Regions from separate parts of the Homo sapiens genome. Here region 2 is linked to region 1. A link is a contact called in ENCODE Hi-C or POLR2A ChIA-PET data. All regions are on one chromosome and are shown on one strand. The core of a region is the stretch at or near the end of the contact, and the rest is flanking DNA. Distances in the headings are between cores, read along the strand shown. Region 1 overlaps MTHFD2L (methylenetetrahydrofolate dehydrogenase (NADP+ dependent) 2 like). Region 2 overlaps MTHFD2L (methylenetetrahydrofolate dehydrogenase (NADP+ dependent) 2 like).

Evidence for each region. A loop is a pair of places that touch in the nucleus more often than their neighbours do. ChIA-PET counts read pairs that join two places held with the same protein, here RNA polymerase II (POLR2A). Pooled maps may share reads with other maps.
Region 2: a map of PC-3 shows a loop between it and region 1 (4-fold over the local background). The contact joins two enhancer-like sites. A Hi-C loop is called at or near these places in 5 of 168 maps with a recorded cell type or tissue (HCT116, MCF 10A, PC-3 and 2 more) and 1 of 50 pooled maps. POLR2A ChIA-PET finds 5 or more read pairs at or near these places in 3 of 52 experiments (AG04450, MCF 10A and OCI-LY7).

What each region holds. Positions count from the first base shown.
Region 1 is chr4:74,224,371-74,232,255 of GRCh38, forward strand. MTHFD2L (methylenetetrahydrofolate dehydrogenase (NADP+ dependent) 2 like) reads left to right here. Exons shown (of 8, transcript NM_001144978.3): 6 at 932-1,024. Among named protein-coding and RNA genes, the nearest start is that of MTHFD2L, 70 kb to the left of the region's middle. RefSeq lists a silencer at 4,428-4,497. Within about 2 kb of position 6,606, at least 10 of the 41 ENCODE cell types and tissues checked have a DNase peak (open chromatin) inside an H3K27ac peak, as active enhancers do; they include PC-3, where a contact is called at or near this core.
Region 2 is chr4:74,265,250-74,272,310 of GRCh38, forward strand. All of the region lies in intron 6 of MTHFD2L (methylenetetrahydrofolate dehydrogenase (NADP+ dependent) 2 like), which reads left to right. Among named protein-coding and RNA genes, the nearest start is that of EPGN, 40 kb to the right of the region's middle. Within about 2 kb of position 2,827, at least 4 of the 41 ENCODE cell types and tissues checked have a DNase peak (open chromatin) inside an H3K27ac peak, as active enhancers do; they include PC-3, where a contact is called at or near this core.

The sequences.
Region 1 (7,885 bases), core at 5,356-7,855:
ACTAATTGCTGCTTTTGGTAACTCTTAACATGTTTTTGGAGTCTGTAGAAATTAGGTCTTCCAGTTTTTCTAAAAATGGTGATCATGTAACTTTTGTTGTTTTGGTTAACTGTGTAACATTTGCACATCTTCCAGGAGAAGACAAGATGCAGTCTTAGCCGTATTCTTACCAGAAATCCTCTTGACTGCACTTTATCACCAACTTTCCCTCACTCTCCTTTCATGGCTCACACTTTAAATATTGGAATCTCTTGCCTCTCTTGTTCTTTCAACCCTCCCTTAAGGCTTTCATATAAAATCTTCCTGTGATGTACCATAACCTGTGACAAAAAAATTTTGCTATTTTCCAAATACCCACTTTCAAAGTTGGTTAGTTTTTTCCTGCTATTCTTTTAGCTTGGAATGCCTTTTTCTTCCTTACCTGATTAGAACACTTCTGCTCATGCATTAAGACCTAAAAAAATGTATTTCCTCCTTTAGGAATCCCTCCTAGACACCTTCTCAAGACAGAATTAATCTCTCAGTTATGCTCCCACAATATATTGTCCCATTTTTTGTTCACTTACCTTATTGCTTTTATTATTTGTTTGCTTGTCATTATGAAGACAATGAGTATCCTGTATACTAATGTATTAAGCAGTCAACACAGAATTTTCAAATTCTGTATTTCAGGGACTCTACTTATAGCTCTCCTGTGATGATCGGCACTTACCCTAATTTGGTCTCATTGATTTTCCTTTCATTTAATTGAAGGGTACAATATTTTGGTTCCTCTTGGTTTTCTTGTATAGCTTTTGTGCTCAAAGTGATTTAGTCATGTCAAAGTAGCCTTTCTATTCTTAGGAAATAAGTGAAACTCTTCTGGATTTAGAGCATTTATAAAATTTTTAAAAGTTCAGTAATCACTGATAGAAATTCTTCTGTATTCCAGGTGATGCAACTGTGACAATAGCTCACAGATACACCCCCAAAGAGCAACTGAAGATTCATACGCAGCTGGCAGATATTATCATAGTTGCTGCAGGTAAGTCCTTAGTGACTGTTATTTTTTGGAATGTCATCAGCAGAATAATTCCTGCCCTAAATGCTGACATGTTTGAAAGCTTTTTGAGAGAGTTAGCTTTATGTATGACTAACTTCTGTTGATTGGATTCTGTCTCTTGGCAATCATTATATCAGTCCATTGTGCCTATGTTAGCATTTGTTACTTCATTATGGAAAACCCAAACAGCTTTTGGGATGACAGATTAAGCACAAGAACAATGTGCACTTTGCTAATTGCTTTGACGAACATGGTTTAACAGCATTTACGGAAAAAGGTTGGTGCAGGTAAATAATACATTGTAGCTATGGAGAACAATAAAACTTGTATTTTCAAGTTGTATCAAGGAACATAGAATGTTCAGGTGAGGGGAAAAGATAGTCACTATGCTGCCCTAAACACAGCCAGGCTGAAGAATTATGTTCTGAAGTCTAGACTTTAGGGGAAAAGTTGATGGATGAGACCATGTCCAAAGGAGAGTATCTAGGATAAGAATCTTTCCAAAAAAGATGACATATGAAATTTGGTCTGATGAACTGAGGATGTTTGGTCTGGAAGAAAGTATGACCTAAAGAGATACAACAACTTTTTTTTTAACATAAAGAAAAAACCCAAGCCCAAACTTTTATAATAATAAAAGCTGCCTCAAAGTCACCAGTTCTTGAGATAGTAAGTTCCTTATCACTACAGTGATTAGCAAAATAGATAAAAACATAAGTGGCATTTCATAGAGCATTATTTGTCAACGTTTATTGGATTTTGCCCCATTTTGGTTGACAAAAAAAAAATCCCCTTTCAACATTATCAAAATATTTCAATAAATTAAACAACATAGCTAAAAATGCATGTAAACAGTTGTAATTATTTTGAGCATATGTTCTTTGGGGAAGGAATCACATTCTTTCTTTACTCCCTACCATTTAAAGGACCATTGCAGAGAATGTCTGTCTACTGAGTACTAGGTTGGGTTCATTGTGTTTTAATACTTCCTTCAATGATGAGACTCTTTAATTCTCTATTTTAATATACAAAAGAAAGCTTTATGGAATATATGTATATGTATACTTATTATATTTCATAAGATTAAATTTCTTTAAATTTGTTTGTGTTTTCCTACAGGGTAAGTTAACAAGAAAGATATTTTAGAACATAGAAAAGGCTGGAATATGGGGCTTGTGTATGGATAATTCACTTACAGATATTTGAGAGTTTATCATTTACTCTGATTTTAATTAAACGTGTACTTTTGAATAGCAAAGATAGTACTAAATTCATTCAATTGAATACTAAATTCATTCAATTGAATATTATTTATTCAATAAATATTGGACCCTTCCTATGCAGCAGTATCTGTTTTAAATTTTAGGAATACAGCAATGGATACAAATGATGAAATGCCAGCCCTCGTAGAACTTACATCTTAGTGGGAGAGAGAGCAAATAAACAGTAAAATATAATGCCAGATAATGATAAGTGCTATAATGAAACTGGATGAAGGAATAGTGTTTTGGGGATACTGTTTTAGATTGATTGATTGGTGAAGATCTTTCTTGGGAGGTGACCTTTTGAGTAGAGTTCTTGTCCTGGCCATTCTCCATTTGTCCACCAGCCCCAGTGTCTGCCCTTCCCTGCCCTGGTCTGGCCCTGAGAGGCTGACTAATGAAGATGGCCTCACCTGTGTTCCTCTGACACTGGCTCCCAGCAAGGTTTGGCACTAGTAGGATATCTGAAGGAGAAGAAGAGAAATGTCAAGTCATGGTGTTTCTTCTCTACTCTTTTCCACTTCTACTGTCTTTCTCTTCCTCCTGCATCGATAGCTTTTGCTCAGCATCCTTTCCCCGACAGCTAAGGCTCTCACTGGGCTGCAGTAACACCATTTCCTCACCCCTACAGACCTAGGAATGGTACAAGCTTCCTCCAGTTTCTAATCTCTAAGAGCTGCAACAGCTTTTGTTTTTATCTTAGCCTGAATATATCGCTGTAAAAATTATTTCATTACTATATGGGGTGGATTCTGTTTCCCATGGAGATACCGACAGAAGCAGATCTGTATGAAGTAAAGGCACAAATCAAGAACCATTCCTGGGGGAAGAGCATCCCGAGCAGAGGAAACAGCAGATACCAAAGTCCTTAGGCAGGAGCATGCTTGATGTATTCCAGAACACAGGTCTTTGACGGCTTATTATATTACTCTGATTTTAATAAAATATTAATAAATTATGAGGATACTAGTAAGAAATGTTGTTGGGAAGGTAGCCAGGGTTAACTCATGAAGGACGTTGTCGGCCATGGTTAGGATTTTGATATAAGCCAAGAATGGCTGACAGCAGATCAACATGGTCTGACTTAGGTTTTAAAGGACTGATCACACCTTTAAAAACATATCAGACCTCATGTCTGCAGTTGTGTCAAAAACTGACTTTAGAGGTGTAAAAGTAGAAACAGAGAGGAGAGGTATTGCAATTTCATTTAATGGGTCTAGATTTTGCTCTAATTTGTTTTGTATTTGAACACATAGTTTCAATCAAATTTAATAAAATATCTGATTCTTCTATAGGCCCTTTTCTGGAACCTAGAACATATACATGACTGCAGGAACAGTAGTTGGCTCCTCATAGAGTAAAAATAGAAATGTTCTTTTTCCCAGAAAAAAAATCAGTAAGCTGGTACAGATAACCATACCACATTGCCTGTTTTTCCAAAAAATTACATTTGGGTGATATCAAATGCAAATTTTTGAACTGCATTGACAGAAGTCAGGCATGTTTAGAGAGTTAGTAAACTTTTTCAGACCACAGATCAGCATTAAGTGAAATACTGCTTCAGCCACTGATACCTTCATGGCAGATAAGTATTATACTGACTTCTTTTTAGAGACACTTCTGTTCACACACAAGACACAGAATTTGTTGAATAAAGAGGAATTTGAATGCTCATCTTTGTCCGTTTCTAACCTTAGGAAGAATGAAGTTTACATTATCCTTAAAAGGTATTATTTGACTAATGTTAACAGCTTGTACAGAATATTTGACTATTGTCCTTAGATAACATTTATCAAATATTATATTGAATGAGTATTTTATTCTAGTGGAGGAAAATCTCTCATCATGCCTTCCTACTCGTGGTTTGTTTTATTATTATGACAAATGGCACATGGGTGATCACAATCCACTTGCAAGAAACACTGATATTCTCTTGTAACTAAGTCAAAGCTTATGCCATAATGCCAACACTGTTGTCCTCCTTGAGTTTATCCTCTCTAGCTTTCTTTGTAAAGGCCTAAATCAGCCTTGAGTACAGATATTTAAAAAGAAGACAGGAAAAGAAAAAGAAAAGGAAAATAAAGGAACAGAAGGACAAGGAAGACTCAAGCCTATATAAAATAAACAAGACAGGAGCCAGGAGGTACTCAAGCTTTAGGTGTGGTGGGTGTTGAGGCTGTCCCACAAGCATCCCGCTGAGGGTATTTTCTTACCACCAGAGGGCGCCAGTCAGGTGAGCAGCTACTTCAGATGTAGCCAAGTTGGCCATACACCATGCTAATACTAGTTAGAAGACATTTTAAACAAAGACAGTGGGAAGAAGTCCTGTTCCTTGCTTTTTTATTTCACCTTTAATGCCTCTTACTAAATACAAAAGTATGTTGAATGTAGAAGACAGATTTGTATGTAGTTCTGCAGTCTTCTTGAAGAAATAAATATTTAGCCAATGGGAAATTTAGGGGAAGAAAATTGAGAATTTATAAGAAACAACTAAAGATTGCTACATTTCCAGTTAATTAATAATCACCTGGAGAAGTTAGGGATAAAACATGTAGGCATTTATAAATTATAGAAAGAATGTGAGTGAATATAAAAAATAAATCCCATATAACCAGACAATAGGAATAAAGTATTGCCAGAATGACCATATCATGCATTGTGTGTGGGAACTAAACAAATACAAATAGCAGTGGGTATTTAAAGGAAATAGTGATCTAATGGCAGAGGTAGCCAGAACGGGGAGGGCTAGATCACTGTCATAATGAGAATGTCAGCATATATGGAAACAACCTCATCTAGGAGAACTCAGGGTAGAAGGAGGAGGATTGCGTGATATATATCAGAAAGAATGATAATGTCTGAGAGATGAGAGTGAAGAATGTGGTAATGAAATCTTGACACAAGCTTGAAGAAAGTAAAAGAGGAAATCCTGTGTGAAGATCCTGAGACATGAATATTAGCTTATTTAATATTAATGTCATCCCTCCAGTTTCTCATAGTACTACTCCTACTGGCTTATATATCACTCACCTTTTTAAAATTGCCCCCAAAATTGAGATTTAGACTCAGTTAGAAGCTTAGATCTGCAGAATCAGACCCTGTCACACTATGCAATTAGAAGTAAGTAGCTTCAAGTCCCTACTCAAAGCCAAATCTCTGAGTTCACAGAGAGAGTTAACAAGTTTCTAGAGTACTTTAATGTACCATGGTTATAGCACATAGTACCTGTTTATAGTTGTTATCTTCATTAGACTACAGCAGGTAAAGGCGTGGTATTTTTTTTTAAGCTTGCTAGGTAAGTGCTTAGAACAATATCTAACACATAGTGGTTGCCCAGTAAATGTGAGCTGTGTTGATTTTGAGATTATAACTACAATAAGAACTTTTTCAAATTGATACATATTTAGCCGATATAATCTAATTTTTTAAGATGGAATTATTCTAGTTGTTGGATTTACACACTGTAGCATTATTTTTGGGAACTACCAAATTATTCCAGTTTGTCATCATAAAGTAGTTGCTAAAGCAATAAAAAGTGAAATATTTATTCATGAAAGAGTAGTTCATGTCATTAAGTGTATGAATGGAGTGATTTAGGTGTAAATGTTAAGATTAAGAAATGATGGGAAAGGTGGCCGGGTGCAGTGGCTTACATCTGTAATCCTAGCACTTTGGGAGGCTCAGGTGGGTGGATCACCTGTGGTCAGGAGTTTGAGACCAGCCTGTCCAACATGGTGAAACCCTGTCTCTACTAAAAATACAAAAATTAGCCAGGTGTGGTGGTGGGTGCCTGTAATCCCAGCTACTCAAGAGGCTGAGGCAGGAGAATCACTTGAACCCGGGAGGCGGAGGTTGCAGTGAGCCGAGATCACACCACTGCACTCCAGCCTGGGCAACAGAGCAAGACTCTGTCTCAGAAAAAAAAAAAAAAGAAAAAAGAAAAAAAGAAATTATGGGAAAGGTGAAGAAAGAGTAAGGAGACTATTACATCTAAAGAACAGTAAGAGTACTGGATGGTTGAAAGGGGAGGAGCAGTTTAGGGAAAGGCTAAATCAGCTTTGCACAAGCTACTGATAAAGAAGGGAAAGCTAGCCAGTATCAATTCTAAGATCATGTTGGAGATCATTGGGCTTTCTCGTATCTGCTTTAAGGAAACTGTAGGCTATCCTAAGTCTGTAAAATTCTAGGAATCTTCATTATTCAGCAGGATAGGCAAGTTTTTTTAGACATTGTCCACATTACCCTCCACCCATCTGAGTAAACTCTGAAACTATATTCAGGAAATGAGCTGCTGAGTCAATGCCACTTGCATGTCAAGCTCTGGATGCAGTGTCACGGTGGTGAAAGCTGGCATTTTTGGCCACTAAGCCATCCCTTCCAGCATGACGAATGAACCTTCACAGTTGTAACTTTAGAGTGTCTATTGCAACACTTTTAATGACAGATACCATGATATAAAACAGGATAAATGGGCAATTTAGTAACTCAGAATATTCATACTTACTTGTCATAAAGTACAAAGTGACCAACGAATTTCCTTTCACCACTTCTCCAATCATATTATCAAGTCTTAGAAACACTCCCATCAAACATTATCCTAGGGCTCAATAGGGTTTTCCCCCGGGTGTATTTCCTCCTCCTTGAAACAGGGTTCGTAATTTTCAGGAAACCAGGACATGGAGAAGTTCCAAGGGGTGGGGCAAGGAAATAGCTCCACCATCCCCACAGCTCATGCAACCCGGGAGTACAACTTGCTCACTTACGGCCCTGAGTGCTTCCTGAGTGATGCCAGCACATTTCATGGCTTCACTCATACTATAGTCCTTTCCATATCTCATTTCTTATTTGTTATTGTCCAGCTTGTCCTCTTTTGCTAGCCTCTGCTACTCCACTTAAGGGTTCCTTCCCTCCTTCCTAAAAGTTGTCATTATTTTCATGGTACAGAGTAGTGAAAATGCACAGGCCTTTCTAAAGTAAGAATTCCAGGATTTAAATTCCAGCTCTGAGACTTGCTGATTGTGAGCTTGGTCTCATTTCTGAATCTCAATCTGTTCATTGATGTGATTTAAATGATAATAATAAAAGTAACCTTTCATAGCGATGTCTACTTTATATTTTTGATCTTAACTATGCTGATCTAAGTAGAATTTCCCATATCTAAAATGATGCCTTTTACTTATTGAAAGGCATTTTAGTGTGGTTTATGTGTAATACCAAATAAAGAATATTTAACACTTCTCAAAAAAAAACCTTTTGCATAGTGTAATCAAGCTAGCCAATCCATGTAAAGAGCATAGCACAGTGCCCAGTATATTGCAAATATTCAATAAGTGTTATGTGTTAATGTATTCTATGTTAGGCATTGCATGTGAATATTTAAACAATTTAGAAATGATAAATCAGTTGATTATTAAGCTACAACTTAGCATAACTAAAAGAATATACTTCTTGGTTGCTTTTGATACTAATACAGTATCAGAGTAGAGTAGTTCTTATAAGCATAAATAAATTAAGAAGTGACTTACACATGAGGGACCAACTTTATGGAAACTTTATTTTTATACTTAAGATGTATGCCTTC
Region 2 (7,061 bases), core at 1,577-4,076, 37 kb after region 1:
TGTGTCTGCAAGTCTGCCAGGGCTCTGCTCTAATGTGGGTTTGTGTGATGCACTGTAGCTGCTCCACACGTGTCTCATCCTTATCCAGAGACCAGCATACAGGCCCAGATATGACCTTCTCATGGCCATGGCAGAAATGGCAGAGGGTAAGTGGAAACGTGCAAGACCTCTTAATAATGTGTGAATAACTGTGGCATACTCTCAGTGTGGATTGGCTATGATATTTTTGATGTGCCAGGCAATGTGCTACACACTTTATATACATTATTCATTTACTTCTCTATCCAGTCTTATGAAGGACTACTATTATCGCAATTATACAGGGAAGGAAACAGGATTACATGGACACTTGTCCAAGGTTATTGAGTTATTAAGCTGGAAAACCTGAAATCTGAACTTGAGCCTTAGATTTTAGCCAAGGAACAAAGGTACCTAGACAAGCACTTAAAATTGCCATGGCTAGTATTTTTGTCATGCATACTATTTTTGTCATGAATAATATTAAAATACATTGTAAAATAGTACTTTGGTATATCATATGATTTGCTAAGCTTAATATTCTCTATATCAACATTTGTCCAGCAAGATTTCGAGAGCAATACTTTGTATGATGGGTGAAGAAGAAATGCAGTTTGCCTAATTTGCAGATGTGGAGACGTCATTACTTTTTTTCTTTTAACAAACAAAGCACCATTTAATTTTTCTTTCAAAGTGCTTTAAATATGTTGAAGTCAATTATTTATGTGTTAGATTCTGATATTTGTATATCTGATTTAATTTTTAGAACAGTTCAGTAATTTGATAACCAATGATTCAGACCATTGTATCTGTACACATCCATTAAGCACTCCTTTCTCAAACTTTATTGACTTTTTCATTACAACCTTTGAAAGTTACTGGAACATAGCAGAAACTCAAGCTTCATCTATGTGGACTCTTATGTTGTTCCAGAGGTTTCATATAAGTATCAAGACATGGTAGGGGCATTTAGTTTTCACTATTATGTTTCTAAACTCTCATCAAATGAGCTAGTCATCATCTGATTTGGTCCTTGTCCAACTGCCTACACATGCACTTGCAGAAGTGCTCCTTTTTGCCCAATTGCTTTAATCTCTCTATTACCCTGTCATCCTTAGGTACACAGGAAATGCTAAGACAGTGTCTAAGGCATCTGCTTTAGCCATCCTTCCATCTATTTAATTATTTGGGACCATACCACCTTTCCAACCACTACACAGGCTATAGGAAAAATATATTTTTGTTTTTGGATTTCCAAAACCAAAACTAGGGATTTTGCCAGTTCTCCAAGACACAGCCCAGGGAGCATTGACTAGCAACATCTCCCTGGGAACCTCTGAAGTCTAAGCTCTCACCACTTCTCCAACTCTCCTGACTTTTCGAACTCAACCCTTCCATTTTCTTGTTTGAGTCTCTCTGTTCTTCTAAAGTGCTAGGCTTTTGAAATCTTGAAGCTAAGAAGTAAGGTCTCCACTTCTCTCCTGTCTATCACTTTTCTGAGTCAATCAGCACTGAATGCCTTAGCTGCTGCTAGAATGCTTAAAGGTTGTAGGAGAAGGGAAAATCTAAGACTGCATAAGAGGGGAATACTAGGGATTGTAAAAAAGTAATTTGTTTTCTAAATATCAGGCCTCATTTCTTTGTATTATCTAGACTATCTGGCTTTCAGGAGGTACATCTTTAAAAGAAAGAAATTGGACTAATTGGTTTTTCAAGTTGAGCTCTGGGGAACCTAAAGGGATTTGGCTGGTAGCAGAGCTCCCCTCTACCTCTTTTCAACTAATATACCTCTCCTTGCTTTGATCCTTTTACACACTGAGCTTGGTAAACAATTTTCCTTTAAATAAATGTTTCTAAAATGTTTGAAACCCATTCCATTCGACTTTAATACTCTGTGAATAACATGACAGTTGGTAATATAGACCCTTGCCTATTGTCCCTACTGGCCTGCAGTCTCTCCTCATTCCCCAAGTGCATTGGTGTCTGTTTGCAGGAAATACATTTCTTTTTTCTATTCTATTCTTTTCTTTTCTTTTCTTTTCTTTCTTTCTCTTTCTCTCTTTCTTTCTTCCTTTCTTTCTCCTTTCTTTCTTCCTTTCTCTTTTTTCTTTCTTTCTTTCTTTCTTTTCTTTCTTTCTTTTCTTTCTTTCTTCTTTCTTTGACAGCATATCACTTTGTTGCCTAGGCTGGTGGCGCCATCGTGGCTCACTGTAGCCTCAATCCACCGCCCACCCCTGCCCACCCGGGCTTAAGCAATCTTCCCACCTCACCCTCCCAAGTAGCTGGGACCACAGCCATGCACCACCATGTCCAGCTTTGTTTGTTTGCTTGTTTGTTTGTTGCTGTTTGTAGTGACAAGGTTTCCCTATGTTGCCCAGGCTGGTTTTGAACTCCTGGGCTCTGGCGATCCTCCCACCTTGGCCTCTTAAAGTTCTGGGATTACAGGTGCCCTCAGAGAATAAGGTTTGATTGATGGGAGGAAGAAAAGAGAAGCACACATTTGGACCCCACAGGTCCATTGACTTTGCAGAAATATGGTCCAAGGCAGAAGGTGATGGAACTACTTGAATGATCCTATGAATTTCTGAATATAAGAGGATTCCAAAGCCCTAGACGATCCAATATGGCACAGAGCAGAGCCCTACTGGCCCTGAGCTCTGTAAGGAACCTAGCACCATCCTGGTACCACAAGGAATAGAAGCTTTGGGGGCATTCAGATATTGTCCTTGGCATGAATATTATTCTCATGACAGGCATGATAGGCATATCTGTTCAGATAGGAACCAAAGAAGCCAGAGAAAAGAAAAAGAACAGGAAATGTTCTGTGGTCACTGCCACTGACTCACTGGGTTGTAAACACTTTTTGAGGATTTCTAGAAATAACAGGAGGATACCTGGGAGAAGACACTGAGGTTTTTGTATTACTAATGTAGGCTCTATTTATCTAGGATGCATTTAGCCATTATATTACTGTCTGCAAAGCAAATAATGCTGAAGAAAGTTTTTCTAATCTAGAAAGAAGCATACATTCACACAAATTCCACTCTAATTATTATCTTTATTTATGTAGTAGGACAATTTCCAGCTGAAGAAGTGATCCACCTGAGTAAGCATTTCCATGGTGTTCCTTTTATATCTGAGTTAGAGTTCTGGTTTTGTTCCCAGCCTTACCTCTGACTCATCATTGTGAAACCAAGAAATCATTTAGCCTCTCAGCACCTCAAAATCTTTCTTCTGTGAATGAGGATAATGGGTAAACCTTTTCTTGCTTCACTGAATTGTTGTGAAGTTTAATTAGATAATGTTTACACAGTCCTTTGAACTCTACTAATTAAAGTGATGTGTAAATATGGCGCTTCCTTTTATCAGGATGGCTTGACTGAGCCATTTCATGAAGAGTTACAGATGACTATGATAGGAGTATCCATAGGGAAGTGATTAATTTTTTTTAATTCATGTAAACTCAATTCTGAGATTATCAAATACACATATGAAAATATCCAGTTGCGGCTGTAATTAGGGAGAATAAGGATATAGCCTCCCACTAGCTGAAGAGCTAATGGTCACACCTTCACATTAGGGAAAGCTTAGCTCCTAGGGTGTAGACTAGTGCTCTGTTTGCTTTAGGTATTGCTATCATTTTTTTCTATGTTACCTTTATTCGGTATTTTTTTGCCTAGGCAACATTGGTGATTTATTTTATATTTGTCATATAATGAATCACAAAATAGCATATTTACAATCCCTTGATGAGAAAGACATAAGCTTTAAAGTAGTGTGAATCTATATAGATGATCCATTGGTTCATTTACTTATCAAAGAGATTTTCACCTGAAACAGAAAAATCTTAGATAAATCAGAAATCTTCTTACTAAGTTTCCCAAGGAGACTGTTTTACTCTAATATTATCATCTCAATTACTTTTGAAATTCTGCATTAGTAAGAAACCCTTTCTTTTGCCAGAAATAAGTTGATAAAAGGATTAATTAGCTTGGGGGGAAAAAACACAAGTTTTTCTCCATAAGCCTTCTTTGTGCGTTAGTGTATAATTATCTTTGTTAGACAGAATTTTCTAAATGATAATATTATAGGTATGTAACAATTCAATTTCATATGCTACTGAATGACTCAGAATTTGGAGTTAATATAGTTTATTGAAAACTCAGATAACTAATATGGGAGTTTTGAAAACTGCTAAATATCATAATGGGAGTTTACAGCAGGAAATGTTTCTATAAAATCTAGTAGCTTGTTTTTTATACTTGTAATGCATAACAAATACATTATATATAATAATAAATAATGTATAAATAATGTATGAATAAATTATGTCTACTTTCATTACCTATGTACTTCAGGGATATGTCTGCTGATGGACCAGCATAACATAAAAGCACTTTGAACTGTTTGAAACTTCAAATTCAGAGTCTGATTTTCTATCTTCTGAAATATATTTTCTGCCTCAAATCCTCACCAGTATGATATGAGTAGAATTACACAGAAATTTGAAATTATTTAGGTCCAGGCGGAAGACTTGTCAAAAGTGTGATAGTGCCTTAGTAAACTCTAAGGCATAATAGCAGAGGTGTATTATTTGATATTTCCAGAAGAAGGCAGATAAGTATAGATTATTTTGATCCAAGGAGACACTAAAGAAAACAAAATACAGATCTAAAACTGTAAAACATGTAGCCTTAGGATGCACAAAGATAAAATAGAATTCAAATTTGCTACCATGGAGAATAAATATTCTATTTACGGACCTAAGGTCCTGAATGAATCTGTATCCCTACACAATGGGGTTTTTAGGTATTCTTTTTTTAAATAGAAAGATAAAGGTTAGTTTTAGTCATTAGCTAGTGGTTTTCTTTTTGTCCAAAATTCATTTTATTTTTTTCTTTTTATTATTATTATTATTATACTTTAACTTCTAGAGTACATGTGCACAACATGCAGGTTTGTTACGTATGTATACATGTGCCATGTGGGTGTGCTGCACCCATTAACTCGTCATTTAACATTAGGTATATCTCATAATGTTTTCCCTCCCCCCTTCCCTCACCCCACAACAGGCCCCGGTGTGCGATGTTCCCCTTCCTGTGTCCAAGTGTTCTCATTGTTCAATTCCCACCTATGAGTGAGAACATGCAGTGTTTGGTTTTTTGTTCTTGCAACAGTTTGCTGAGAATGATGGTTTCCAGCTTCATCCATGTCCCTACAAAGGACATGAACTCATCATTTTTTATGGCTACATAGTATTCCATGGTGTATATGTGCCACATTTTCTTAATCCAGTCTATCATTAATGGACATTTGGGTTGGTTCCAAGTCTTTGCTATTGTGAGTAGTGCCGCAATAAACATACATCTGCATGTGTCTTTATAGCAGCATGATTTATAATCCTTTGGGTATATACCCAGTAATGGGACGGCTGAGTCAAATGGTATTTCTAGTTCTAGATACCTGAGGAATAGCCACACTGTCTTCCACAGTGGTTGAACTAGTTTACAGTCCCACCAACAGTGTCAAAGTGTTCCTATTTCTCCACATCCTCTCCAGCACCTGTTGTTTCCTGACTTTTTAATGATTGCCATTCTAACTGGTGTGAGATGGTATCTCATTGTGGTTTTGATTTGCATTTCTCTGATGGCCAGTGAGGATGAGCATTTTTTCATGTGTCTGTTGGCTGCATAAATGTCTTCTTTTGAGAAGTGTCTGTTCATATCCTTCGCCCACTTGTTGATGGGGTTGTTTGTTTTTTTCTTGTAAATTTGTCTGAGTTATTTGTAGATTCTGAATATTAGCCCTTTGTCAGATGAGTAGACTGCAAAAATATTCTCCCATTCTGTAGGTTGCCTGTTCACTCTAATTGTAGTTTCTTTTGCTGTGCAGAAGCTCTTTAGTTTAATTAGATTCCATTTGTCAATTTGGCTTTTATTGCCATTGCTTTTGGTGTTTTAGACATGAAGTCCTTGCCCATGCCTATGCCTTGAATGGTATTACCTAGGTTTTCTTCTAGAGTTTTTATGGTTTTAGGTCTAATATTTAAGTCTTTAATCCATCTTGAATTAATTTTTGTATAAGGTGTAAGGAAGGGATCCAGTTTCAGCTTTCTACATATGGCTAGCCAGTTTTCCCAGCACCATTTATTAAATAGGGAATCCTTTCCCCATTTCTTGTTTTTGTCACGTTTGTCAAAGATCTGATGGTTGTAGATGTGTGGTATTATTTCTGAGGGCTCTGTTCTGTTCCATTGGTCTATATCTCTATTTTGGTACCAGTACCATGCTGTTTTGGTTACTGTAGCCTTGTAGTATAGTTTGAAGTCAGGTAGCATGATGCCTCCAGCTTGTTCTTTTGGCTTAGGATTGTCTTGGCAGTGCGGGCTCTTTTTTGGTTCCATATGAACTTTAAAGTAGTTTTTTCCAATTCTGTGAAGAAAGTCATTGGTAGCTTGATGGGGATGGCATTGAATCTATAAATTACCTTGGGCAGTATGGCCATTTTCACAATATTGATTCTTCCTATCCATGAGCATGGAATGTTCTTTCATTTGTTTGTATCCTCTTTTATTTCATTGAGCAGTGGTTTGTAGTTGTCCTTGAAGAGGTCTTTCACATCCCTTGTAAGTTGGATTCCTAGGTATTTTATTCTCTTTGAAGTATAGCTAGTAGTTTTAAGAGGGTATTATGTAAGTTCAGACAGAAGTCAATCTGAAGCTGGATAGATGTAGCCCCAATAATGTTGATGATAATACCAAAGTTTTACCCACAAAAATTCTGGCATCGCTTTGATATCTTCAATTTGGGCTTGATTTGGATACAAAGGTATTGGTAAGTCTACGTCGCTATCGAAACTAGCTATGAATAGGGCATCCTAAGGGATTTTAAGAAAGAGATAAATCAGGACATCATTTAATCTGGCAACTCCCCTTTCAGAGTATCAAATTAACAGGTGTGGGATCACGGAGGAGGAAAGACTGTATTTCTGTTCTAAGCCTGGACATAAGGAATGTTTAGGAGTTATTGGAAATGCCCACCACC